Linked DNA regions of Mus musculus: regions 1 and 3 are each linked to region 2. The links are chromatin loops, found by intact Hi-C in ENCODE. Cell type or tissue: left cerebral cortex. All regions are shown on one strand.

What was found. Peaks named below come from ENCODE experiments on the same cell type or tissue, not always from the same donor. Only the 100,000 strongest peaks of a DNase experiment are listed, where the experiment ranks them.
Region 1: a loop joins it to region 2, with 1.9 times the contacts of the local background. A loop is called at or near these places in 2 of 42 quality-filtered maps.
Region 3: it touches region 2 in a loop (2.1-fold over the local background); 2 of 42 quality-filtered maps call a loop at or near these places.

What each region holds. Positions count from the first base shown.
Region 1 is chr12:46,641,838-46,649,837 of GRCm38, forward strand. No RefSeq gene overlaps it. Among named protein-coding and RNA genes, the nearest start is that of Nova1, 170 kb to the right of the region's middle. In left cerebral cortex, no CTCF peak of the experiment used is centred here; DNase peaks (open chromatin) are centred at 4,474, 4,660, 6,800 and 7,070.
Region 2 is chr12:47,157,909-47,165,908 of GRCm38, forward strand. No RefSeq gene overlaps it. Among named protein-coding and RNA genes, the nearest start is that of Nova1, 340 kb to the left of the region's middle. In left cerebral cortex, no CTCF peak of the experiment used is centred here; DNase peaks (open chromatin) are centred at 345, 3,393, 4,842, 5,280 and 2 more places; H3K4me3 peaks cover 1,015 bases; H3K27ac peaks cover 2,030 bases.
Region 3 is chr12:46,631,646-46,639,645 of GRCm38, forward strand. No RefSeq gene overlaps it. Among named protein-coding and RNA genes, the nearest start is that of Nova1, 180 kb to the right of the region's middle. In left cerebral cortex, a CTCF peak has its summit at 3,542 (motif pointing right); DNase peaks (open chromatin) are centred at 2,027, 3,526, 3,954 and 5,960.

The sequences.
Region 1 (8,000 bases), 520 kb before region 2:
ACAAGATAGTTGAATACAAAGCTGGTAGCAAGCCTATAAGAAACATTTCTTTGTGGCTTTGGCTTCAAGGTTTTGCCTTAAGTTCTTTTGGGGGGAGTTCCCTTAATGATTTACTGTAAATGTGAAATAAAATAAACCCTTTCCCCGCAAATGACTTTTGATCAGAGCTATTTATCACAGGGGGAGAAAGCTAACTAGAACATAAAGTGGTACCAGGGAAGTGCCACATTGCTGTGGCATGCCTGACTATGCTCTTTGGGGGAGGATTATGAAAGGAGTGTACAGCTTTGGCCTGGAAAAGTCATTGAGTTCTTAGACTTGAATAACTGATTTTGCCAACTTGTAAGATAATACTAGACAAATAAGGACAACAGCGAAGGCCTGGCTTGTGAAGTTTCAAAGGGAAACAAAGATTCTTTCAGGGCTTTTCATGTGATATTTTAGATTTAAAAATCTATGGAGTTGAAACCTTTAATTTGCTGGGACAATGGATGTTGATTAGCTAGGGCTAAAATATAAAATGTGATCGATAAGAGATCAGAATTTCCTCATAGTCAGTACAGAGACATGGTAGTCTGGGTCAGAGGAGAGTGATGAGGAAAGACATCTCAAGTTGGCAACTAAACTTAGCATTACTAATGTGTAAGAGTCTTCCATGTAGTTCTGGTAAGAAAGGTATAAACTATGCAAGACTGAGGGGGTCCTGGAGAGCTGCTAAGCCCTGACACTATATAACAGGGCTGAGGCAAGACCAGGAGCAGCTATTGCTGATGGTATAGCTTCAGTTATAGTATAGACTCAGGACTGTAGGAGAACCACCAAATTCAACAGATGAAGAGCAGAGCTTTTCTGGCAGAAGTAATGAAGTGGAACGGGCAGAGACCATTGAAGCCCAGAAGATCATGGGTAACAGAGTTGGAACACTGAGATTTTTATTCTGTAGGATTTAGGGTTTACTCTAATCTGATTATAACCGTGCTCTTTTCTCTCTCTCGGGATAAAAAAAGTATATGACTTTGTTTTGATTTTTCAAATACCCAAACTTAAGAAACTTTGATGTTTTAAGAGACACTGACCTGTTAAAGCGTTAGAATATTTAAAGACTGCCCGGGATTTAAAGTTGTACTCCTTTTAATAATATCATTTTAACATGAGCTCTTGGGACAAATCGGAGGGGGAAGATTGTGATTCAAAGTGTTATGTTTGCCTGTCCAAGATGACAAGGATTAAGTGCCATGGTGAACTGTCTACTTGACAGAAACCTAGTGACACCTAGGAAGAGGGAACTACAATTTAGGAATTGCCTCCATCAGATTAGTCTGTGAAGCATTTTCTTGATTGTTGATTAATGTTGGGGGATGGGGGAGGGCACTTCATTGTGGGTAGTACTACATGGGGCCTGGACTATATAAGAAAGGTAGCTAGATGAGGGTAAGCCTGGAGACAAGCTAGGAAACATTATACCCCAGTGGTTTCTAGCTTCAAGCTCCTGCCTTGAGGTTGTATATATCACAGCTGGTCTTGAACTTTGTAAGTAGTGGAGGACATTGATTTTCTGATTCTCCTACCTCCAACTTCTGAGGCATGCACCACCATACCCAGTTCATCTAATCCAGTCCTTCATGTATGCTAGGCAGTCACTCTATCAACCAAGCTCCATCTCCATCCTGCTTTCATATTCGTAGGATATATTTTTGTAAACAGTATTAAATTGTTTATAAACAATATTGTACACTGTTATTATAACCAAATTTATTGTCTTTTTATTGTAGCTATTTTTTTATGATCCCAGTTAATAAAGATAGTCTTCCACAGTCTGTTTGAAAAGGTAGTATCTTTAGACATACTCCATTTTGAGTTAATTTTTTGTGTATGGTATAGGGAGAAATCAAGTTTCTCTTCTTTTCTTTCCTTTTCTTTTCTTTCCTTTTCTTTTCTTTTCTTTTCTTTTCTTTTCTTTTCTTTCCTTTCCTTTCCTTTCCTTTCCTTTCCTTTTCTTTTCTTTTCTTTTCTTTTCTTTTTTTCTTCTTTTTGTGGTTTGTTTTGATGTGAGGTATCCATCAGAGAAAACTACTTGGACACAGATTCAAGCCAACAGAAAGTTTTTATTAGTTGTCCAGTGACTAGACTTGGTTTTGGTGACCCAAGTGCAGGTCTCAAGCCTATCTCAGGATGATCTTTTAAGCACAAACTCCATATCCTGAGATGATACATCCTTAGTGAGCAAGAACAATTAGCCAAAGCACAATTACAGAAGCCAAAAAACAAGGTTAGTACATTTAGGGACATTTTCAACTCTATGGATTTGATGGATTCAGTCTTTGTTTTTGTTTTGGCAAGTGTTGCTGCCTATGTGCTGAGTTGCAGGGTCTGAAAAGTATTTCCATCACACGTTAGTTGTGCTAAGGTCTGGGGGACTGTTAACAGTTTTGTTTTGCTGAAAATATTTTCCTTACCAAATGCTTTAGTTTTTTTTTTTCTCTTTTCCAGAAAACAAATGCTGTCCAATTGTGAGTTGATTTCTTTTGTATCTGCATCATTGATTTTTATGTTAATTCTAATGTTGCTACTATTCTTGGTTATTACTGTAACATTATGATAAATCTGAAAAATCAGAATATCTAAATCTGGCCCAGTGAAATGACTCAGTGGGTAAGTGTACCTGCTTCCTGAGAGTTTAAATTTTGTCTCCTGGACCTGTATGGAAAAGGAAAGAGCAACTCCCACATGTTGTCTTCTTGGTATGTATGTACACATCATACGTCACACACATGTACGTTCATACACATAAAATAGTATAAATATGTGTTTGTAAATGCAGGCCAATATATATATGTGTACTAATTCATAAAAAGACCTCCAAACTTTGTTCTTTATATTACAAATTTCTGTGATCATTTGAGATTGTTGGCATTTCCATATCTACTTTAAAAATGGCTTGCTGGTTTCTAAAGAGCCACTACATGATTGGTTGACATTACAATGAATTAGGGATAGCACTTTTATTTTTTAATGCAGTTGTATGACTTCTAAAGGGCAACCCCAGCCAGCCTTTTTTTCTACTTTGGAATGTCCTTTCAGTTCTCCATAGAAGGTTATTTGAATCAAGTTTTTAAAGTGTGTGTTCTTCTGTTACAAATGGGCAGCCCATGTTTTAAGTACATTTAAGAGTTAATCTTAACTATTGTACAGACAAAAGCCAAACCCCTTGAGTGTGAGATGATTTATTATTATTATTATTATTATTATTACAAGTTACATATAAGATACCCAAGGCCCAAGGAGTTAAATAATTTCTTCAAGGTCAGGTAGCTAGGAAAAAAAATGAATTTAGATGCCTCTCACTCAGTAGTTCAAATGTCCCAGGAAACTGAATTTTATTATCCTTTATTGCCCATTATTCTATTAATGTGGGGTTTTGTATGAGCTGGTATCTAAAAGCTGAAGGACAGGTAGATGAAAGAAGGTCGTTTTGCAGTGGTGAAAAAAGTGCAGACCTTGAAAGAGGGTTGATGGCTTTGTCTTGAGGTACTATTCAATGCATGTACCTGATACATGGGAACCGGAAGTGACTGAGACCACGTGGAGGCTGAGGGAAAAATGCATGATTCCCTGTTGGGTGAGGCACAGGCCTGTCTATGGGCTAAGCCTCTATAAACAACGTGCCTAAGTTTTTTCCCTCTTGAGTAATTCACATGTGATACATTGGCAATAGCTGCAGGTTCTGACACACACACCCCCAACCCCCCAGATGCGCTCAGGGCAGCAGAGAGAACACAGAGATTCACAAATGAGCTTTCTTTGTAGAGTACTGTCTGCTTTGAAATTTTTTCATTAAATCTTTTTCACAAATAAATTGCCCAGTGTCCATGGGGAATATTTCCATCTTTTAATCGTATGCAGTTGGAATTGACTCTATGATTTTGAAATGCTTGGCCTGGCTGGTATGGAGGGCACTGGCAAGGGGGAGGGGACAGACCTTCAGAAGCCCAGCCCTTGAAATCTATTTTGAATGTAAGTAACAGAAGGAAGCCCCAAAGGGAGCAAGTAGACTGAGCTCATATTTTGTGCTTTATTAGCACCCGCTGGGACTGAATTCTAAAATGGAGAAAGTTAATTATGCTGCTTACCTATTGAGTTAGTATTGGTTCCCGAAGTGAAATCTTGGGGTCCAACCTTCCTCTCCTAGGCTGCAGAGTCATTCTAGATTGGTGGTTTAAATAAAATGTCAAGTATCAGATTGCCATGGAAACATTATTACAAAGTGGGTCTAGTCTCACTTCCTGCTGTAGAATTACAATGATGTGAATTAGCATGGTCTGGGGACACCTTCTAAAATGACTGGAGCTGCATCCCTGCAAAATAAGTGAGTCATGCATGCACAAAACGAGAAACAGTGTGACAAGCTCCTATTTGCTCCTGTCTCTATGCACACAGCTATGAGTTGGACAAACTCCAATTTCTTTGAAAAGGCAGGAGCAGGTGATGCCGACAGACAGACATTCGCGTGGAATGGTCCTCCCTCCTTGTGAACCAGCCAGGGAGAATTGTTTGTAATCCAGAGAGGAAGAATGTCAAGGCCAGTGCTGGTCACCAAGAGGTAAAGCCCTGGAAGGTGCAGCACACACTTTGGGTCCCGCTCCAGGACCTCTTCATGGAACACATGTTCCAACTGCCTTCTCTAGCCTGATTAGCAGAGCACTGCTGATTATGTTATGCAAATGATGGGAGATGGATTTCACATTTCCCCAAGCCAGGCTTTGCACAGCTTTGCATTTATTATCCCCCTTTAAAACTACAGAGTCCTTAGAGGAAGGGAATGGCTCATTTTTATTTGTTTGCCAGTAGAGTTGGCACAGACCTGTCAGGCAATCATCTTGGGCTGTGATCTGCAAAGTTGCCCTTTGTTGTTCTATCCCCCAACCCCTGATTGTTTACAAGACATACAGAGACATCTACACACCTCAAAACAAGTTATTTCCCGATCCTGCAAAATTTGTCAGCCTGTGTGATAAAAATGCTACATCCTTGGCTGACAAGCTATCAGATCAAACTAGCCTAGAGTTCAGTCCCCAACATCTTGTCCTCATAGTCAGCTCAGAATGGGAGATACTTAGCAGGTCCTGGCTCTCGATTGTACAATCTACCACCTGCCCCTAGGCACTTATGGTACGGCTTTCCACTTACTGGTGTTTATCTGCCACAAACAAAACAGCAACAGTTCCCCTTCTTTGGAAATAGAAGGGTTGAACTTGTGTTTGTTGTATTACCAATAAGATCTGGACATTAAAGTTGGCTCTCTCAGTTTTACATACAAGTCTTATGGATGTATCCACATTTCAAATGATTCTGAACATGATGGGGAAATACTTCTTGCTATCCCTACTACAGCTATGAAAGTCAAGGAAGAGTACAGCTAGGACCTCTTTCTAATGCCCTCATCTCCCTTTTCTTTTAGCTTTTACTCAAAGGAGGAGCTACTATGAATTGCATAAAATGATTGACCAGCAATTAATGAGGCAGACAGCAGGGGGCATAGCCAATTCCTCCAGAAGAATTTGTATGATCACTTTCCTGGTTTACAAGATGAAGCCTAGAGATGTCATGAGGGAAATGGCTGCTCGTGAAAACTAGGAAAGAGATATACCCTTGATAAATGGCAACAAAATTCTACAGCTCTAGGAAGGATGAGAGATTTATAAACCAGATTTGCAAATAGCCCATTGCAATGTATCTTTTATGAATCATGACTTCTAGTCATGTTTTATCATATATACAAATAATGTATATACACACACATCATATATGCATATTTGTGTTCAATTTAACAATCATTTCTGATCTGATCATTGCAGCATACTTGGATTGTACTGAGATAACTGAATATATGGAAATGTAAAACATTAGGCTTTTAAGTTGATTCAAATTGATCGCAAGTAAGAATAGCAGCTAACATTTACTGACCCCCCCTTGTGGGCCAGGATTATTTCAGTCCTTTTTCTCTGCTAGAGCAATGCTAGTAATCAGAAGCCGCCTCCATTTTTCAGATAGGAAAATGAAGGCAGAATAAATGACCCATTGCTCTACAATGTAATGCCATCAGGACTAACAAAAAGTCTTCAGGCTCAAAACAAGAGCTACACTCAGTAGGGAGTCTTGTAAGTTCCAGCAGCAGTTAGCCAATGCTGAGTGCTCACATAAGAGACTTATTGTTTCACAAACCTAAAAACTCAAAAATTGGCTTCTCTAGGAACTTGTTGTGATGTTTGAATGATAGGCCCAGGTATTTTTCCAATTCTTCTAGTCTTATATTTTATAAAGTGAGCTTATTCGTAGGTTCCTTATTGTGACAAAGCAGATTTTCCTTCCTTCTCTGGATACTTCTCTACTGAAAAACTATGAGCTGAGAATGAGCATGCTCACTAACTTATTTTTATTAGTTGAGCTAGAGGATACGTTTTGCAGATTTTCTTTGCAAAAACACATATCAAGTAAATAACTATCCCCTTTAATATAATAAGGCTTATGTGTCCCTCTACACTATATATATTAGAAAGATGGTCCCTGGTGTGCTGGTAAGGTGGTGTGGTGGTGATAAAGCCTTTAAAAAAGGAAATGAGACCTCCTAGGATGTCTTTCTGCCCTTGGGCAAGTTACCTTCCGAAGTGGTGAAGGTAGCTCTCATGGCATCACTGAGCTCGCATGAAATCAAGGTATTTTAAGACACCCTGAATCATTCCCTGGCTTGCTGTGTGTCAATGTTGTCTATTGCTCAAAAGAGGAGAAAGTAGGAGAAATGAGGCAATTAATGGCTGGTGAGAGAAAAGTGGTCTTTTCTAGAACATGCTACCTTGGTATGTTTTTTGACTTCAAGTGGTCAGCCCTACACACTTAACGCATATGCGCAACCTTAGTGACTCAGCAGATACTCTGTGTATGTGTGTATGTGTAGCACAGTTAACTAAGGAAGAAAATATATATTTGAGAAGAAGTGTGGGGATCATGAGAGAAGCTAGAGAGCTACGAGGGAGGGATAGGAATGATGTAAATATAGTACTCATAAATTAAAATTTCAAAAATGTAGGATGTTATACATACACACAAGAAAAAGCAATGGAGGAAAATGCTCAATTTCAGCATCAATTACCAGCCTCCACACTGATGTGCACACAGAGACACACACCCTAAAACAGTTGGCAACGAAAGCAGAAAAGGGAGAAAAAATAGACTAATGCTTACAATTCAAATTAACAAGAGCATGTGATAGGTTAGGGGTTATATAATAGAATTTAGATTGTATGTAGTCTTCTTCCTTCTGTCCTAATCTATGGTCCACGGCAATTCCTCATAGAATTTGAGGCTTTGCCTAGAGAAATGAGAGAATGGCAGAAACTGAGACACTGTCTTGGCACTATGCAAGAAGAAGGAACGGTCAATTGATAACAAGATTATTAGCTGGGACTCTGCCAAGACATTAACATATGAACATTAGAAGGGCAAAGTGAGATGACAAACTGTTGTGTTGACCTTGTAAAGTACAGCTTTACTATAAAGAAGCAGTTTTAGACACTAGTGGTTTCAATTGAGAGTTTTCCCAGCTGTGATTGAGAAATGTCACCCCATCAGACATTATGCAGAATGGCTCTGAAGTAAGGAGCAGAAGATCAGCTACAGCTTTGCTTGGGCCTGAGATGTGCCATTTCTTGCTATGGGGCTTCCTGTTTCCTGTGCCCCCTCAGCTAGCCACTCGTTGTAAGGTAATACGAAGAGCCCTGAACAGTGCTTTTGTATCACTGGACATGTCCCTAGCAACACAGTGCTCAGGAATAGCCAGGTCACACTTGTGCTTTATGGCTGGCTATGTAAACCTATCTTCCCTCTCCTTATGCATTTTATTTTTAATTAATTAATTAATTAATTAGATTTTTCGAGACAGGGTTTCTCTGTGTAGCCCTGGCTGTCCTGGAACTCACTCTGTAGATCAGGCTGGCCTCAAACTC
Region 2 (8,000 bases):
TTCATGGTTTGTTTTAAACTAAACAGTAGAAAGTACATACTGAGGGAAAACTGGCATTATATACTGCCTGTAATTAAAAATGGAAAGGAAATCAGACCAAGTTTTTATTTAGAAGTTACATTGAAGCAGGAGCCAGAATTATGTCTGAACCTCCAAAATACGATTTTTGTGTGAAGAAGAATCTTTGTATGATAAACAGTTTCTCCCAAATTTCTTCTTAGAAGAATTAAAGTAGGAAAACAAATCTTATGAGCTAAATGTGGCAGAAGCTATTTTGGTTCATGGAAAATACATTTGTCACCCCCTTTTTTTGCAGTCAGTCCCACCCATTTCAAGGCTGACTCAATAGGTGGAGCAGGTGTTATAGTCCCAGTGAGCTCATGGGGTTGGGGAGCTCCTTGTCTTGCCTGTCACCCTCTAGCTCTGACTCTTCAGCCCATGGGGGTTGGGCACTCGCTATTCTGTGCAAAATGCAATCCCATTGTATATGAACTAAAGACAGTCATTTTGAGTTGAGCTACTTTGCGTTAATTGTGATTACAAGTTAAGTACATTGGGGTACACAGTAAATGGTACTTCTTAGGAGACTTTATGTCAGTCAAAGAAAATCTCTTAAAATTTATGCTCTTTCATAATTGCTGAACACGTTTCCTGCTTATTAAGCTCCACAGCACTTAAATCTAGGTGTTATTTTGTTCAGTGTTGGATCAAATATTAAATTCATTTATTTGTTATTTACTGTGTAATGCTTTAAATTTAGAGCACTGTTTCTCAACCTGTGGCCTGCGACTCCTTTGGCAGCTGACAGCACTTTCATGGGGGTCACCTAAGACCACTGAAAACACCAATATTCAAATTATAACTCAGAGCAGATGTAGCAAAATTACAGTTATGAAGTAGCAACAAAAATAATTTTATGGTTCGGATCGCCACATCATGAAGAACAGTATTTCAGGTTTGCAGCATTAGAAACAGGGAGAACCCACTGCTTTAGTGATCTTTGTGGGGAGGTTTTTTTTTTTCCTTTGAAGTTTTTTTCTGTTTGTTTCCAAAACAGAAAATTCGGAGTGTGAAATTCATTAATTCTTATTCTACAGGTGAATGCATTCTTTATCCCATTAGAATATATATATAATCTTTGAAATGTTTTGGATATGGGGGAATAATCTGCATTATCAAGTTGATGAGAATTTGGTGTTACCTAGGAAACCCACCTTTGGACATGTCTTTGAGACTGTTTCCAGAGAGGTTTAGCTAAGGAAGGAAGATTTTTCTCTGTATATGGGTAGCATTGTCTCATCGGCTAGATTTTCAGACTATTAAAAAAAGGGGAAATGGAGGAAGCCTGCTAAACACCAGCAGTCGTAGCTCTCAGCTTCCTCACTGCACATGAACTAGCTGGTCATCTGCCTCCTGCTGTGATGGGCTTTTTTTTATTACTACTAATATGGTGAGTCAGAATTAACCCCTCCTTCTCCAAGTTGCCGCTCTCAGGTTGTCAGTACTTACTTTGTCCCATAAGATTGTTAGCTATTGCAGTTGGTTGAACATAATCATGAGAGTTCATTGTTAAATTCAAAGAACAAAACAAAATCATATCTCTGTGTGAGTACGAATATTTTCTTGTTTCTTAGTGAGCCTAATGTTAGTCAATGAATTTAGCCTAAATTTTCTTAGTCAAACAGTGAGTTTACCTTCCTTATAGAGACAGCATGCTATAGCTGAGAAAATGTAGACTCCAAAGACCCCCTTCATTCTTAAGAAATCCCAGTTGTTAAATGTTCACTTTAGTAAAAACTGAACATTAGAATGTCATAAAAACATAAGATACTAATATTTAATCTGTTATGAAAGATTAAAAAACCTGAGCAGAAATGAATTCAAGAATTAATAAGACTATACCTTTTAAATACCTTGCATAAACTTATCTATGCCAGAGTTAAAAATATCTGCTTCTTTTCATAGTTTGTTAAAGTTTGTTTGATATACTTAATCACCTGTAGCTAATTCTCTAAAGTGGGAATAGAAAACTAGTTGTTTTTTTTATAAATAAATCTCTTTCAGATGATGTGTGTGGCTAGAGACACAGAGATACTGACTGAATCTGCCTCATTTTGCAAAGGATTTTCATAGGATTAATATGCAATTGCAAATGGATTCCATTTTAATGCAAAGTTATATAGTTTATAATACATAATTATTCAAATGAGTCTTTTCCAGATTACCCCCTTTTCTACTATTGCTATAACATCCATCTCTGAAGGAAATCAGGGAAGGGACTCAAATCCAGAACCTGAAAACAGGACCTGACATAGAGGCTATTGAGAAGTGCTGCATACTGGTTTGCTCCTCTTGGTTGCTCATTTTACTTTTTTTTATATAGTTTCCAGGACCACCTGGCATAGGATAGAATTTTCCACAAACAGGCTAGGCCCTCCCATATCAATCATTAATCAATAAACAGTCAAGTGACCCTATGCCAAATTGTCCCTAGGTCAATTTGGCATAGATATGTTCTCAGTTGAGGTTCACTCTTTCCAAATGACTCTAGCTTGTACTACATATGAAAAATAAACAATCAGCCCCGCAATACCAAAACATAACCAGTAGCATTTTTAGTGTTAAGGTAGCTTATTAAACCAAATTTTAATCAATTTAGCAACTCTATTGGTATTTATTCAAGTATAGCAGTGTTTAGTGTTGTAATACAATCAAAACACTGCTTTTCAAAAGATGTTAAATGAAGGGTTCTTTTAAATATATTTGTTTTTAGATGACAACAGATTTTGTTTGCTCCCACCACAATGTTGTATAACAACTGTTCCTATCTCTTCCTTCAATATATTATAAACTGATTTTATTTAATAGATTTATGGAATAAATGTGGTGTTGTGGTTCTATGCTGTGCTAAACTGAGTGTTTCAAGCTGTTCATTTGACAACTTTTGGCTCCAATTTCATCTACTTCACATGTTTCACTTGCTCATAAGTTACATTCTTAAAGCTTAAGGGAAGAATGCCAAGAAAGCCAAAATCCATTAATATATTTACATTTTTCTCGTTTTAGATTTCTGATAATGTTCCATCCATCAAAACCAAATTATGTGGTCAATGCAGTTATCAAAGAGGTGAGGAAATATACATTTCACACTGTCCTCAGAGACCATGCCAAGTCAAACATAGATGTATGGAGATAAGAAACATAAAGAAATAAGAGAAGTTATCCTATCTAGTCCAGTATCCCTCACTGTTCGTCCTCAGAAAATACTTAAATCATATTTTCTTATAGTCAGGAGAACCCATGTGTGTAAGGGATACCAGAGTACAAAGTGAGCAGTAACCAAGGCAAACCCAGTTCTTGGTGCTCACCTCATTTCCTAGGCCATTCATGAACATAGGTATATCCTGAGGATAGAATAATGCAGTTGAGCTATGCAGTCCGGGTGCTCTGGAGTTTAATTTCCAATGGTGACTCTAAAAATACACGCTCTTGTTGGCCAAGAAGACATTAAGGATAACATTAAGGATAAATATACTTTGAGAAGGCCTAGTGGAACACCTGAATTTAGCAGACTGAGGCAAGAAGATTAAGAGTGATGAGGAGTGTTAGGCCAGCCTGTGTATACAGTTCATTCAGGTTCGTACTGGTACTGGACTACATAGTAAAGTCTTGTTTCAAAGAAGCCAAAACCTAAGAAGACAAGCTTTCATGCTGTTAATTATATTTCATTATAGTTTGCCCATTACTAATGACTCTGCTTCTAAATATTTAGCATAAATATTCACGTGTCTAAAGTAATTTTATTCAAGACTCAAAAAAGCTTCCTGTAGAAAAGGCTATCTTCAACAATCCAATGAGGAAGCAGAGCTAAGTGTGTCTCTAGACCTAGAAGAGGTGTTACTTATAATGGGACGATAGATATTAGGAGGAGCCTGGGAATATTTGGAGGTACATTGATATATCGATGAGAAATGGGTGAAGACAATTTGGGAATCTATGTGAAGTTTACTTTTAGTACAGTTACTAAGTTTTATGACAAAATAAAACATAATACAACAAAATTTGCAATTGTATGAAAGGATATGGATCTAATACCCAAACATTCTTGTCCCCCTACCAAATATAACCAGCAAGTGGCTTTATTCATAAATCTCAAGTAATTTTCTTCAGATATAGCCTTACATAGGAACTGTATATTATAATTCTGGATGCGAGGATAAATACTGATTTCTGCACTTTAAAGAATTAGGTCCTAGGGCTACACCTCTTCCATCTACTACTGTCTAACGAATGCCAGATGGTGCCTTGACAATGTCTGAGGTGATGCTGTGTGACAGACCCTATTGCGAAGATCAGAATGTATGCTTCAAAGGTTTTATGACTTACAGAAAATGCCAAATTTCTAACAAAAATCATTATTCTCACTATAAACTATAAAAAAAATGTTAAAATATTCAAGCTCACTTTGATTTATTTCTGTTTTGGAATGCAATCTGGAATTTGGAGATTTATATTTTCTGTAGCACACTAATGCATGGTAGCAGGTAAGGTTATATAATTTTCATAAGTGGAGGGGCATGTGTATTTATTCTGAATGTAACCCTTCTCATTTACTTGTCTGTAAGTACCTTGGGTTAGACCATTTTTCTCTTCAAGAGCTGAATTTTTTTTCATGAAATTTTACCCTTCACTACTAGGGGCCTGAGTGTCTGGTTTTCTCTGGCTGACAAAACCACAGAGTGTAGGAGAAGCGACATTGTAAGGTCTCTTGTATCCCTAGTGACCAGATGGCTTTAAATTTTTGAAACAGCTCAGTGTGGGGGCTGTTTGGAATCAAGGGCAGATTTGAAACCATATGGGACTGTTTTAGTCCAGAAGAGTTACATTGTATAAAGACAAATGGCTAAAATAAACTCACACTTGGGCAGAGGTAATTTCTCAGCATTTGAAAGGCTGGGGTTTGGGCTTCTTGTTATAATTATGTGAATTCCCTCCCTTTCAGCCCCGCCCCCTCACTCCCTGTGACCCTCTATCTTGCTATTTTTGAATGGAGACTTCTTCATAATGTTGCTGCTTACTGTCTGCAGTGCAGGGACTTGGTGTGAGCTCGGCTGCGAGGAGCAGCAGAGGCTGACCGGGAAAGGGTCAGTCTCCCCATTTGTTTGTTTATTTTAGGGAACCAGCGCCTCACACCAGCCACACTCTAAATCATACCCTTGTTGTAGCAGACATCATAATAGACAGACTGTGCATTTAAAACGAGCAGAATGGATTGTCACTCAGAAAGCCCCAGCAGAACTGTTTGTTTTACTTTCACCTTTAATCACAAGTAGAATTATTCTTTATTCACAAATAGTGAATCTGAGCCTTTAGCTGCGCATTTAGTGGAACATCCACCCAGTAAGCTTTGCTTATGTTGCAGACAGCTACCCTGAGGAGTGATTTGAATTTAAATGTGATTCTCTTATTAGTTTCTGCTAACTGCAAATATCCCAGGCACTTAATTAAGTGGCTGAGTAATGTGTGAATGCTCACTTCTGCCTGTCATGCAGAACAAAGTGATGTATTTATATTCCATGCACAATATGAAATTTAATGGCACAGGCAACAGTAATTTAGAAAACCTTTGTTTTTACTGTCCTTGTTTTTGCTTAAACAATTTCTGTGCTCTGTCATACTTTGGTCAAGACAGTGTCATAAGACTTGGTCCAAATGTTAGCGGCTGGCAGATGACAGGTTTTTAATAAGTCAGAAGCTCTTCTGCGCATCTAATGACTTGAAACACTAGTGGGTTTTCATTAGCAGTATTGTTTTGGCTTTTGTATCGTATTCTCACTTTTAATTTAATAGATCAGAAAATCAAAATAGCTAGTTAACTTCTGAAACAGAATTAAAAGGTAGACTCTGCTACGGTTTAAAAAAAACATATTGGGTTGGGAGGTAAACTAAAAATTCAGCAAGTGTTGTTTTCTGACATAAAATTGTAGAGAATGATGGTATCTGTAAGTTTGTTTGTCAATATTTTAGAATCCTTTTAGTCATATTAAATGTGTTCACAGGTAAGTATGGACAATTGTGTTGTCTTTGCTTTTAGGATAGATCTAGAAGCCCCAGGACCAGCTTGTCATTGCCTCTATTTTTCCTTGTCTCTCTTACACTTGCAAATTTCTAAATTAAATGTGTTTGCTAAGCTCCTTTACACAGAGATGCGCATGTGTTGGTCATTTGGACAGATGCTGTGTTAGTCAGACGGTACCATTGTCGTGCAAAACAGGACCTCAGGTCCCCTCAGTTCTAGCCCCTTAGCTCTATGAGTGCGGCTTGGAAGATACTTAATTAGAGCCTAGACTCTTTCTGTTCTGGAAACCGTAGCCTCAATTAAATGCCTCTCTTTATTTAGACCATTTCATTTATTTCCTAATGGAGTTAGGTGGGTGGCGAACTGGGTCAGAGTTGCAACATATTACTTCCTGGCAGAAAAATGTGTTTTGTATCGTGAATTCTGGGCCACAAGAATGCTGCTACTTTCATCTGCTTCTGTGGGGAATTGTCTGTAAATTATGTATTCCTCCTCACACGGAGCCACACAATCCCTTTCTTGTCAGCTTCATCCTCATTCAATCCAGTCCCACCCAAACCAACACAGATGACGTCAGGCTGTTGGAAGAACATTGCTCCGCAGTTCCTGTCAGAGGAGCCGCTGCTCTGCAAACTCTTGGCAGCGCTAGACCTTGGTGCTTCAGCAATCATAAACTCCTGCGCCGTGTAAAACCGTTTCTGCACTCTGCAAGGTTCACAGTGCTATCTGAAAATATTTCAGTTTTATTTATTTATTTTTTTTACTTGTCTCCTATCGCATCCCGTATTCCACCTAGGTACGCTGACAAGTCACTGTGCAAAAGAGAGAAAACACGGAAACCCTAAGAAGAATTGCAGAGCCTCTCTGATCCTCTCGCTTCTGTGCACCTTCATTTGATATGTTTATTCTTTCTGAGTCTGAATCAAGTCTTCTGTTTAAACCCCTTTGGCCATTGTGACCTTACCATATGCCCCTAACTGGAGGGAAGCCCAGGTTGGCTGGCTACAGCCAGAGACCACATATGCTGGTTGGGGCAGGGGAGGGACAGAGTGCAGCGGCTGATGCTACGCCTTTAGCCAGAATCCCTTTGTGCAAAGGTCCTCAGTTGGACTGCTTCAGTGATTTAGACTGCTTTCGAGCTCCAGCTAGGAGTAGACTACAGCTAATGATGCTAACTTAGCTTTACCCACAGGTAGGAGATCCGCTGTGGATACCTGGTTCATCTCAGCAAAGGAGTACTGTACTTTTTGTGTTCTTTCAGTTATTCCCTTTGTGTTCAGCTCATGGCCAGTGACAGCCTCCCTTTCAGTAGTAGTGAGGCTTCAGGCTTCTAGGCATTAGGATTACAAGGCTCTCTTCAGGGTGGGCCATTTTGTTTCTCTGTGACTTGAGAACACTGCCTGAGGTGAACACTGGATGATGCTTGTCAGTTCAAATATAATTTTGCTTTCTTGATAGATTGTCCATTTACTTGAAACTGAAGAGTAGAGAAAACACACATTCCTCCTCTCTCTCCTTCTTGAAACAAACTGAATACCTTTTCCTTAAACATTCAAGCATGTTGTGACAGTAGGATATCAGGGTAGGAAAGATGCTTGAATGATCAATCCATATGTCTGATTGGTGTTTCTATCCTAGCCAGACCTCTTTGTGTCATTTAGTTGGGGTTTTAAAAACTCTCAAAAAACGAACAAAGGACTCATGTCCTCCAAATTCATCTTTGCATAAATAGGCTATCAGCACCTGGACATATGCTGCTTCCACCATTACCACCCCTTTTATGGTTTGGACTTTGGGGGAAATGCGTAAGATATTTCATCACATTTTTGATCCACCATGAGGTCTAGCTATAGCTTCCCATGTCACCCTATCCACTTATAATCTAATATTGATTTGTAATACATTTTTCCTTTGGCCAGAT
Region 3 (8,000 bases), 530 kb before region 2:
GGAAGTTTCAAAAAGCCCAGCAGAGACTTTGTTCTCTGGTTAAGTCTCACAAAGATAAGTTTGAACAAGCATAGCAAGCTTAGAAAGGCAAAATATAAAATATATGATTCCAGTATTAAAGGTATACCAGGAAATGAAATGGAGCAAAATCCTGTGTTCTAGGAAATAACAGATTAAGGGAGTGGGACCTTGGGTCAAGACCCTACCCAGCTGAATTTAGAATCAGGCATGGTGGTACACACCTTTAATCCCATGAGACAGGCATGCTGATCTCTGCATTCAAGGTCAATCTACAGAGCAAGAACCAGAATAGCCAAGCTTAGACAGTGAAGGATTTAGAAAACATAAAGCCAGTGTTAATGTAATAGTACAAGGGAATCATGTTCTAGTTCCTGTAAATAGCAGAACTCAGCTGCTTCAGCCATGTGGCTCTGGCTTTAGAGTTAAGAATGGAAGGAACTACTGGGAAAATTGATGCTGGTTAGCTGGAGCTAAGGAATTAGCAGTGATTAAGAAGAGACCAACATCACTGAGGTGAAATCTTCTGGAAATTGTTTTTCTGGGAGCACAAAGAAGCTGTGTTCCAGAGATACCCAAGGTTGTACCTCATGCTGCAGCTGGTCTTGGTAATGTGTAAGAGTCACTCAGGTGGTACTGCTTGTGAAGGAATGAAGGGATCATGGAGGGAAGCTGAGGCTCAGCACTGTGGGAGGCCAGGGAAGGCCATTGGAGAAGGTAAAGCCTCAGCTGTAGTTGATGGCCCAGGACTGAAGGTGTCATGCAAAGGATTTGAGGCTTGGCACCCTGAAGAGAGCCTATGAAAGGCTATTGGTGAAACCTAGTTGGAGTGGAACACCCCAGTGTATTAGAGATGTCAGAACCAAGGGATGATCACCAAGAACAGCAGCTGTAATGGCATGGATCAAACTGAGCTTAGAGTGCTACAGAAGGCAGAGATGGAGAAGTGATGCCAGCCCTTAGGAGGAATCCAAAAGACCAAGTGGAATCCCAGACACTGAAACAATAAGCTGTAACACTGAAATTGCCTTGGAGACTCAAAGATGATAAAGATGCCAGAGCCATGGGATACATGCTGAGGAAAGCTGCTAACAGGGAGTGGAACCAGTCCAGAAGAAAGCAGTTTGTTGCAGTCAACAAAGATGAAAAAAGAGTGGAGATCTGAAGACCCGCTTTGACATCAGCCATGGAGATGCAGAGTTTGGAATTTGCCCAGCTGGTTTCCTGCCTTGCTTTGGGGATTACAGTTAATTAAGTTGGATGAATCTCAGAAGAGACCTTGAACTTTGGACTTTTAACATTGTTGCGACTGCTATAGACTATGAGGACTTTGAAAGTTGGACTAAATGCATTTTGTATTATGCTATGTTTACGTACGGCCCCCATAGACTCATGTTTTTGAACACGTCTATGGGGACCAGGGAGTAGAATGTGATGGTTTGTATATCCTTGGGCCAGGGAGTGGCACCATCTGAAGGTGTGGCCTTGTTGGGATAGGTGTGACCTGGTTGGAATGGGTGTGTCACTGTGGGTGTGGGTATAAGACCCTCACCCTAGTTGCCTGGAAGTCAGTCTTCCACTAGCAGCCTTTGGTTGAAGACATAGAACTCTCAGCTCCTCCTGCGCCATGCCTGCCTGGATACTGCCATGCTCCTACCTTGATGATAATGGACTGAATCTCTGAACCTGTAGGCCAGCCCCAATTAAATGTTGCTTTTTATAAGACTTGCCTTGGTCATGGTGTCTGTTCACAGCAGTAAAACCCTAACTAAGACATCACCTGTAAACAATTCATAGTATTGAATGGAAGTAGATTAAAGAGTAGTTACAAGAGTCTTTTCTATCTTAGTAGGAGGCTTGAGAATATGACCAGATTATCAGGCAGCTCTGAGAAAAGATAGTCCTTAGAAAACAGAAAAGATAAGCTGGGGAAATTTCTCATCTTTCAGAGTGAGATGCATTCCTTGGTGACAGAGACGGAGTTAGTGTCCAGCTGGGAACAGTCAGAAGTTGGCACATAGCCCCTCTGCTTTCCCAGCGGTACTCTGTTTGCTTAGACTCAGATGGCTAGGTTGTCATCAGTAGGTATTTAATAGAAAAGCTTTACAGAAGGAGAAAGCAATCACAAGTCAGAATGAGAACCTTGGTGATATCTCTGCCCAGAGGGCCAGGGTGCCTCTAATTTTGAAACACAACCAAAAACAACAAAAAGGTGTTTTTATTCCAATAGTGTTCCTGAGAATCGGGCCCTTCCTGTCACGCAAGGTCACATTGGAAGCCTCAGAATCTCTCAGGTGGCTGCAGAAGTAAGGGCAAGATATGTGTTTAAAAAAAAAAACAAAAGAAAGAAATATAACTCAAGGATGGATAGTTCTAACTGAGGGAAAGAGTTCTTGTAGCATAACAATAAACGGTGGAATCAGAAAAAAAGAAGAGGTTGACATCAGTGAATATATTTTGAAGGATAGTGGTCGCTAAGAGTTGGATGAAAAAACCTGGCCAAAAGGAACGTTGCCCAGGGTGGAGTAGGATCAGCTATTTGCAGGAGAATGCCCTGCAAAGAAGTAGAATAGATGTTTTGTTTTTGTTTTTGTTTTTTGTTTTTTTTGTTTTTTTCTGAAAATGCTCAATGCAGAGTGAAAGGGCCCTAAACAGGAAGAGACAACGTCAACCCTGTATAAAATCAGAATCCTGTCAAGTAGAAAGCAGCCAACTCCTACTTAAGCCTGGGCCACCAGGACCATCTCAGCTACTGTTTTTCCTGGTGTCCTGGAGAGAGAAGCAGGGGTTCCAACTCTTGCAGAAGGCTGCATTTGCACAGAGCCACACAAAGGGCCTGCTTACATCTCCACGAATGTGATCTGCTTTACAGACTTATTTTCTGGGCCCTGTTCGAGGAATTTTCCTTGTACAAAGTTCAGGGCTGTAGAACATGCACTTGTTTATTTATTATTTAATGAAATCATAAAAACATGCTCATGGGAGTGGCGGTGTGAAACTAAAGAAGGCTTAACAAGCAATTTATTTTCTCTACCTTTCCCTTCCCAATCAAAGGAGCTCACTCTCTAGGAGAATTGGTGGCAATAGGGTTTCTCAGGATGCAAATCCAGACAGGAACACTTGAAACAAGGAGAGCAGTAATTAGGAACGTGGGTTTCAACCACCTGGTGGATGAGAAGTGGCAGCCAGGAGCCTGTTCCTAAGCAAGTCTGTTGGCCTTCTCACCAGGAATTTCAGTCTCTTAGAAGACACAAAAAAGAACTAAGAGATTTGAGTAACATTCTAACCAGCCTGTAAAGTAGGCATCCTTGAGACTGTGATTCCCTGGTAAGACTGCATAAAGAGGGAGGGAGGCAGAAGTAAGGGGAAGGTCTGAGGACAGAAGATGAATTTTTATTTCTGCTCCATTCAACTCAAGTACCACAACTAGAAGACTTCCCCTCCCCCACTTGACAAATCCTCAGCTGAACTGAACTAGGACTGTATGGTAGGATATTGCAACCAGTGGATACTGAGGACCACTAGGTGGCATTTGTGATTTATTGCTTTCCAGGCAGAAGCTTAAAAAAAAAAAAAAAGAACCTCTGCTGCTTCTTTGCTTAGACTGAACAAGACATTTAACATTCCAACGCATTTCATTCAAGAACTGCACAGTGGATTCTCTTTATCATGCTGTAAGGGAGTGAGCACAAGTGACAGGCTTGGAAAGTTGGATTTCAGATCATCTGCATTCTTTCTAGAGTCCTCTCTGACCCCACACCAGGCGTGTACATAAGTAATTACTTGTCTACAATTAAGCTGTAAATAATGCAATCACTCCATTCTTGTCCCATCACTCCAGACCCAACCACAACAAATAATGCTAATCACATACTTATTCAAGTGTGTAATTATTCACAGTTCAACTTCTGTCGCTTTCACCCTGTTTGGAAACAGCAGAACACAACCTGTAATTAGCAAATGTGGCCCCAGGCACTTTTGCTTGGTAGCACGCCAGGGATTCAGCACCTAGGCGTGCCTTTGATCTGGAAGCTGGCAAGCCGCCTCACCCTGAGGCCAGAGAGCTATCAGCACTCTGCAAGTCATGGAGATCAATGAACATGTCAAAAGCATCTACCCCAAATCACATATTACTTGCTTTTCTCGCTGTGGTTTCTGTCTTTAGTATATATTTCATAGACTTTCCATTCTTTTTGAACCTTTTGACTTCAGTTTAAAAGGTTACCAAAAAGGTCTCCAAACCCTTGTGTTTTCAACTCAGGTTAAAAATGACAGTCCCCAAAGTCCTGCTTGAAGGAACTTGATCATTCTTAATTTCGCAGTTTTCTTGAAGACTGGCATAATGGGAGTGACCTTTGCTGCCTCACCTAATCTTCTAGGAAATAAGAAACAGAAGACGTTTGCTGCTACCGTGCAGGCTTCTCCCTGAACATTCAGATAAACCACGCAAGGTATGAGAGTCTCCTTGCAAGGACAAGCAGATGAGAGATGTTTCAGAGGAAATCTATCAGGTGGGACTATAGCAACAACACTGCTACACAGGTCCTTCTCAAACAGGAGCACCAACTCGAATCCAGCTATTTAAAAACAAAGCAAAGCAAAACAAACAAGCAAACACCAGGACTCGATGACCATCTTTCTTGCTTTCTTTTTTCTCATAGTGATCAACTGCTTGAGATTTGGTATAGTGCTTTGTATTCAAATACATTGAGCCCCAGGAAACAACAAAAAGGCATGATGCCATAGGACATACAGACATAACTGAGTTTATTGCTAAAATAAGACTTCATTTTCACTTTATATGTGTGTTTGCTCACATGTATTTATGTGTGCCAGGTGCATAGCTGTTGCGCAACGAGGTCAGAAGGGTATGTTGGATCCCTGGGAACATGAGTTGCAGATGGTTGTAACATCTGCCATGTGGGAAATGAACCCTGGTCCTCAACAATAGCAATAAGTGCTCTTAACCACTGAGCCATCTTGCCAGCCCCATCATGGATTGGTTCTATTCTCATGCTGTGTTAAACACGTTACTCGATAACTTGAAGGAAGGCTATTCTATTTCTGTTAAGACCTCCAGTGGCAATCATCTAATGAAAACAACTTTGCATATCTAGGTTCGATTAATACCGTCTCTTGGCATATCCAGTTAAGGCGGCAAGTCCTCACTTCAATCAAATATGGGGTACTTTTCCCAGTGGAAAGGTAAACAAAACTGCAATCCAGCTTTTTACATGTAAACACCAGTCAGACTTTTGTTCCTGGCAAAACAAAATCAGTTTGTAAAATAGCATTTTGAATTCTAAAAAAGAGGACTAGATATACAACTATATATGAGACTAGAGTGTCCTCAGTGCAGAGGGCTGCCAAGGCAGGGTGATGTGTGAGCCATATCAGGATGTGGCCTGGCCAAGTAACTTAACCAAATGAGCCAAATTAACCCTGGAAACCCATGCAGTGACAGATGTGATGGCCAGATTGCTATGATGTTTCTATTTCATTATTTTTTTTTAAGATGAAATTCTACAATAGCTTCTGTGGGACAAAGTAGAATAAGACTGAGCAGCTATCTGGTAATTAATACAGACTGACAAGCAATCTGGGGGACTTTTTATAAAACAAACCAAAACAAAGATTCCTGGTTCCTCCAGCACCAGTAAGCTCCACCATCTGATAAGTTCTTTTGTGGCACAAAAGAATTTCCTATTTTAAGACTACAGATAAAAGCCTATTTGTTTACTGCGTTCAGCATAATGCTTTGATTTTTAAAGCTTCATTTAGTCTACAAAACTCTCCCTGTCGTTTTTCAAACTCAGTTTCAAAAAATTGCATTATATAGTCCACTAACAAAATTATCAGAAAGTCTGCCCGCATTTGTGACTCAGAAGATTGGTGCAAAGATGAGTCACATACAGTGTCCCAAACTGCTTCCCAAAAGGACAGAAAAACATTTAAAATGAATCTCTCTCTCTCTCTCTCTCTCTCTCTCTCTCTCTCTCTCTCTCTCACTCTTTCTCTCTCTCTCTCTCTCGATTTCAGGGAATAAAATACATTAGTCAGGAAACTGCCATCTCTTAGCTGGTTTCTAACTGGTCTCCCCAAGAACCCTAACCTCTGGGTGCATTCATCCCAGACAGCAGTGACAGTGATTTTAAAACACAAGTCTGATCACCATATAGTCTGATTTCAAAGTTTCCAGAGTCTTCCTATTGCATTTAGAATAAGCACACCTTCTGTAACCTCCAGACTACCATCTAATCCTATTTCAGCCCAAGTTTTCACTGAACATGATTGCGTGTTGTGCTTTCTGGCCAGTGTCAATAGCTTTGAACTGTCCAATTGTGTGTGTCCAATCATGCAACCTTGTGCCTTCCAGTTGGAACATTCTTCATCTGGCTTTGCCAGTAGCCTCAGCTTACAGGGCAGATTCTTTGTGACCACCCTGTATCTTTCAGGGGTGGGGTAGGATTCTGTCTTTAGTCTCAGGCATCTGATGAATTCTTTTGTGGCAAAAAAAAAAAAAAGTAGTGGTTTAAATAAGAATAGCCAACATGGACTCATATATTTGAATATTTAGTCACCAGGGAGTGGAACTCTTTGATAGGATTAGAAAGATTAGGAGGTGTCACCTTGTTGGAGAAACTGTGTCACTGGGGGTGGGCTTTGACATTTTCTTTTTTTTTTTTTTTTTTTACTTTTTTTTTTTTTTTTCATTTTTTTTTATTAGGTATTTAGCTCATTTACATTTCCAATGCTATACCAAAAGTCCCCCTTACCCACCCACCCCCACTCCCCTACCCACCCACTCCCCCCCTTTGGCCCTGGCGTTCCCCTGTACCGGGGCACACAAAGTCTGCGTGTCCAATGGGCCTCTCTTTCCAGTGATGGCCGACTAGGCCATCTTTTGATACATATGCAGCTAGAGTCAAGAGCTCAGGGGTACTGGTTAGTTCATAATGTTGTTCCACCTATAGGGTTGAAGTTCCCTTTAGCTCCTTGGGTACTTTCTCTAGCTCCTCCATTGGGAGCCCTGTGATCCATCCATTAGCTGACTGTGAGCATCCACTTCTGTGTTTGCTAGGCCCCGGCATAGTCTCACAAGAGACAGCTACATCTGGGTCCTTTCAGTAAAATCTTGCTAGTGTATGCAATGGTGTCAGCATTTGGAAGCTGATTATGGGGTGGATCCCGGGCTTTGACATTTTCAAAAGCCTACACAGGGCTTTTCTTTTTCTGTCTTGGGCACTGGATCCAGATGTAGGTCTCAGCTACTGCACCATTGCCTGGCATGCTAACATGTTCCTGCCATGAAGATAATGTAATAAACCTCTGTAGCTGTAAGCAAGGTCCCAATTAATTGTTTTCTTTTTGTAGCAGTGGTCTTGGTCATGGCATCCCTTCCCAAAAATAGAAGTGTGTCTAAGACACATAGCCATTTATAATGAGTGTGTCGGTCCTTACTAGACCAAAATTGGAGCAGCCTATAGTTACAATGCACCTGCAGACCCAGAGCAGAAATTCATTCTCAAATAAGTTATTATAATTTAGAAATTCTGAGTATTGAAATCTGAAGAGTGTAAATTGCCATTTTTGAGGTTTGTGGAGTTTTGACAGCTTTTTCTAAATTTCTTCTTTTTTTTTTAATTTTTAATTATTTTTTATTTTTCAAAGTTGGGTAGCCCTGGTTGTCCTGGAACTTCTTATGTAGACCAAGCTGGCCTTGAACTCATAGAAATGCTGGGACCAAAGTATGCCCTACAATTGCCCAGCTTGTTTTTTCTAAACTTTAATTAATTTGCGTGTGTGTGTGTGTGTGTGTGTGTGTGTGTGTGTGTGAACTTCAAGCAAGTAAAAGTAGTGGGTGACACTCTTCTCCATGTATTTTATCTTAGAAAGATTTCAAACATACATCCTCCAAACTGGGCAGTTACTATTTATTCAGGCTTATTTCTTTACATACTTATCTATACTATATCTTTGCT